Linked DNA regions of Homo sapiens: region 1 is linked to region 2. The links are chromatin loops, found by intact Hi-C in ENCODE. Cell type or tissue: dorsolateral prefrontal cortex. All regions are shown on one strand.

Evidence for each region. Hi-C counts contacts between places; a loop is a spot of excess contacts. Peaks named below come from ENCODE experiments on the same cell type or tissue, not always from the same donor. Only the 100,000 strongest peaks of a DNase experiment are listed, where the experiment ranks them.
Region 1: a loop joins it to region 2, with 4 times the contacts of the local background. A loop is called at or near these places in 4 of 110 quality-filtered maps.

Annotation. Positions count from the first base shown.
Region 1 is chr6:110,671,554-110,674,053 of GRCh38, forward strand. All of the region lies in intron 2 of CDK19 (cyclin dependent kinase 19), which reads right to left. Among named protein-coding and RNA genes, the nearest start is that of CDK19, 140 kb to the right of the region's middle. In dorsolateral prefrontal cortex, no CTCF peak of the experiment used is centred here; no DNase peak of the experiment used is centred here; H3K27ac peaks cover 2,500 bases.
Region 2 is chr6:110,553,828-110,556,327 of GRCh38, forward strand. LOC105377939 (a long non-coding RNA gene) reads left to right here. Exons shown (of 3, transcript XR_942862.3): 3 at 1,361-1,682. Among named protein-coding and RNA genes, the nearest start is that of SLC22A16, 78 kb to the left of the region's middle. In dorsolateral prefrontal cortex, no CTCF peak of the experiment used is centred here; a DNase peak (open chromatin) is centred at 1,394; H3K27ac peaks cover 2,500 bases.

The DNA of each region.
Region 1 (2,500 bases), 120 kb after region 2:
ACAGAACCCAAGGCTCAGTGTGATAAAAATAACATGACCAAAGTCAAATAGCTAGAAAGAGAAGGGGTTTGGACTTAAATAGATCTGCCTGATTGCAAAGTCCATGCTTTTTCCACTACAGCTAAAGTTCATGTCTTCAATTCCCACAATGTGGTAAGGAAGACAGACATATAAATAGATCAATGAGGCAGAGAAAAATAAACTGCTTACCCATTCTAATAACTTTAGTAACTTTTTTTTTTTAGACAGTGTCTTGCTCTGTTGCCCAGGCTGGAATGCAATGGCACAATCTCAGCTCACTGCAACCTCCGCCTCCAAGGTTCAAGCAATTCTCCTGCCTCAACCTCCTGAGTAGCTGGGATTACAGGTACGCACCACCATGCCCGGCTAATTTTTGTATTTTTAGTAGAGATAGGGTTTTACCATGTTGGCCAGGCTGGTCTCAAACTGCTGACCTCAAGTGATCTGCCCACCTTGGCCTCCCAAAATCTAGAGAGTTTGCCATTTTGAACACTTCAGGATCTCTGGCTCTGGCAAACCCTGTTTTTAATGACCCCATTGCTATGGCCAGCCTTGAAGCACTTACACTGTGGCAAGAGACTTCACCCCAGGCACAATGACTGTCTCCTTCTTTCTGACTCCTTGATATTGATGAACGTAGAGAGTTTGCCTTTATTACCTATGCAAAATATGTTCTCTTTGCAGCCTGAAGTAGATGGGAAAGTAGAACTCCACTTCCGCATCTAAACCAGGCTCTTGAAACACCCAACACTGGCACAGATCCCTGATTCCTGGACCTCACTTGTCTGGGAAAGTGGTTGTCACAGTAGCAATATTTAATCAACACTTCTAAAAAACTACATTTTCTGTGACTTCCAATTGTTGATCCCACTAGAATAAATTCATTTTAAGTCCTGTGTTAAAAAATTTGTTTTGACTAGATAATACATTCATATGGTTCAAAAATCAAAGTATATACAAGGTTATATATTGAAATGTCTCACTACCACTCCTCTTGCTTCCCTGGAGGTAACAACTTTTATTAATTGCTTATTTTCCTTGCAATGTTTCTTAATGCAAATAAAAACAAATATGAATATATATTTTATCCTCCATTGTTTACACAAAAGATAGCATAATATACACACTGTTCTGCACTTTGTTTGTTTTCTTACCCTTACTCTATCTTGGAAATCTCTTAATATTAGGACAATATCAATATTAGAAATACTTCCTTCAGGTGAGAAGTGATTTGGCATAAAAGAAAAATTTTTTTAAAGAAAAAAATAAAAATAATATTTCTTGTTCTTTTTTACAGTAGCATGGTATTTCTAGATCACCTCTTTTAATGTGGTAAAATATATACATAATGTAAAATTTACCATTTCAACCATTTTTAAGTATACTAGATATACTTAGTATATTTACTTAATCCCACTACTTATACTAGTTCAATGGGATTAAGTACAACCATCATCACTGTGTATTTCCAGAACTTTTTCATCCCAAAATGAAAATCTATACCATTAAATAATATCTCCAGGTTGCCCCCTACCCCCAGCTCCTGATAACCATTATCTAATTTATGTCTCTATGAATTTGACTGTTCTTGGTATGTAGCTCATATAAGTGGAACCATACAGTGTCTGCCCACTTGTGTCTGCCTTTTTTTCACACAATATAATGTCTTCAAGGTTCATTTGTGTTGTAGCATGTATGAGAATTTCATTCCTATTTAAAGCTGAATACTATTACATCGTATGTATAGACCATATTTCGTTTGTCCATTTGCCCCTCAACAGACATTTAGGGTGTTCTACCTTTTGGTTATTATGAATAATGTTCTCTATATATTGGTGTATAAATAACTATTTGAATCCCCACTTTCAATTCCTTTGTATATATACCCAGAAGTGAAATTGCTAGATCCTATGGTAACTCTATGTTTAATTTTTTGAGGAACCACCATATAGGTCATTTTTGTAAAAAAAAAAAAACTTTTTTTGTAGAGATAGAGTCTCACTACGTTGTCCAGGCTGGTGGAACAGCTGGTGGGTGAGGCAATCAGAATACACACAACATTTATAGATTAAGTTTGCCATTAATATTAGGACAATATCAATATTAGAAATACTTCCTTCAGGTGAGAAGTGATTTGGTATAAAAGAAAAATTTTTTTAAAGAAAAAAATAAAAATAATATTTCTTGTTCTTTTTTACAGTAGCATGGTATTTCTAGATCACCTCTTTTAATGTGGTCTCGAACTCCTGGCCTTAAGCAATCCTCCCACTTCAGCCTCCCAAAGTGCTGGGATTACAAGGTGTAAACCACTGTGCCTGGCCTAGGTCTCCTTTCCATATGTCATACAGATAGTTACTTCGTTGCTTCACAGATACTGTGTTTTTCCCAAGTAGAAGGTTTGTGGCAACCCTGCATCAACCAAGTCTACTGGCACCATTTTTCCAACAGCATGAAGCTCACTTAATGTCTCTGTGTCACA
Region 2 (2,500 bases):
GGATATGGCTGTGCTCCACCTGTATTCCATGTCCCTGTTCCATGGCCTGGAAAGTCTCTCCAGGCAGCAAGCTGGGGCAATCACAGGACTCACCTCACTTGTTTCCTGTGCCACCTGTGCTCCAATGTCTGAAAATCGTTGGTTCGAACATTTGGTCTGTTTTTTTACTTGTTTCAGAACCTTAGTTTTAGTGTGCATTTCCTGGAATTCCTGGAATTGTGGATGTTAGCTCTGAGCTTGGCTTTAAAAATCATCTAATTGTATACCTTCCATTTGCCAGTGAAGAAACTGAGATAGGAGAAGGGATGGTGCCTGAGTCTGCGGCAGACCCTGAACTGGGCCACATCTCCCAACTTGAGATTGAAGTCGCTTTGAAAGCAGTGAGTGCCTGGGAGAAAAGAAGGAGCTTGGGGAACTTCAAGTCAAGACTCTTTTGGGTCAGAGATTAAGGAGGCTCTGTTGCTGCCTGTGTCTCACTGTCTTCTTCATTCCAACATCTGCCATGTTTTGTGCAATAATGTTGGCCTCTTGCCTCAATTTCTGCATTGATAATGTAGAGGCTTCCATTCCCTCTGATGCCTTCTACTAAGTCAGTCCCACAATAATTGAAGGATATCATGGAATCTCAGCACCAAGAAGAGGTAGATAGCAGAGCTAGGGTTTGAGCTGAAGCCTCAAGGACCTCCCAAGGGAGCCTGAAGATCATCAGAACCAAGCTATCATTTTATAGAAAAGGAAACTAAAACCTGGGCAGGTTCACTGGTACACTCAGGCAGGCTAAGATCTGGGTGATGCACCTAGACACTCATCTCTGAAAGATACTGGGCTTAAGTCTTACCCAGTCAGCTCTTAAGGGTTTGTATTTTTAATGTATGTTCAGCTCACTGCATCCTTTGCCCGCAAGAACCACTCCAAACCCAATGGAACTCGATATCAGCTTTTCCATGTGTTTTTTGTCCATGTTATCTGAACACTTTTAACAGTTGCTTTGCTTGTTCACCCACACAGTGGGTGAGACTTCCCAACAGGAGCCTGGGGTCACTATGAGGGGAAGTTTTTAGAGAGGAGGGCCAAATGTCAGAGAAGGAGGAAGAAGAAGGAAGGAAGCAATGAAAGCAATAAACCTATTTCTCAGGTCATTTTAAAAACTTCTACTCTGGGACATTGAGCAGATAGTATCTATTTTTCTTTGCTTTGGGTATTTTTAAAGACACTGCCCCTCCCCATTTACTTTAATACAATACTAAGCACACATTTCTCAGCACGTAACAAGTCAGGATGTTCCAGGTTTTGATGCACGGGTCAAACTTTGCTTTGCCTTGTTGACCAGCCTTGTTGACAATAGGGCCTTTCATTGCAGGAGCACATGAATCCGGGCAACGTGACTTAAGAGCTGGCTGATGTTCCAGGACAGCACAAAAGAACGGAACTTGTTTTCATGCTATGAGTGCGCAAACCAATGGGCAGTTTTTGGGGTTACTCGTGATTGCTCCTCGGTCCAGAGTTCAGGCAGCAATCTGAGCCACTCAACTGCTCTTCTTTACCCCTCTACCTCTGCAGTTCATTGGGGGACAGAGCTGGGCCAGGATCCTGGGACAGAAGGAGGAGGCGGGCCCAGGAAAGTCCACTTGGGGTAACACACAATTTGTACATAAAAAAGAAATGTTCACCTCTTTGTATGTACCGTAGTAATTATTTCACCTTCTTTTATGAACTTGCACATTTTCAGAGAGAGTTAAATTAAGCAGAGTCTGAAAGTGGAGAATTCTCACATAGATAAAAGAATGGGGACCTGAAATTGGGTCATCAGGAAGTGTCTTGTGGCAAAATACACTTAGTATCGAACTGAAGGAAGAAATATTTCAAACATTTTCTTTAAGGAAAACTTAATGGATGTGACTTAATATTGTCTAGACTGACCTAGCAGCACAAGGTGGTGCGTTCAAGGACTTTTCATCTCAATCCACAGGAAAAGGGTTCGATTTAGATGAGAAAGAGGGAGCGGGGCACAGCTAGACTGGAGAGGCATCCTGTCCACGGATTAGTCTTCACTCTTCATGTGGGCAGTAGAATGGTAAACGGGACCTTCTTAAAACAGCAGCTCCCAAACACTGGGAGGTTGATGTGCTTCCTAAACCCTCACTGATTCATGATGTTCGGCACAGTGTGGGGCCTCCCGAAAACGGTGCTGATCATATGGAGTTTGTGGAACATCTCCTATGTGTACTACCGGGACTCTACTATCCTCCGTGATCACAATTTCACTGGGGGCCAGTCGCCTAGAAGATCTCACGGGGTGTCCAATCTTTTGGCTTCCCTGGGCCACATTGGAAGAAGACGAATTGTCTTGCACCACATATAAAATACACTAACACTAACGATAGCTGATGAGCTAAAAAAGAAAATTGCAAAAATATCTCAATGCTTTAAGAAAGTTTACAAATTTGTGTTGGGCTGCATTCAAAGCCATCTTAGGCCACATGTGGCCCGTGGGCCATGG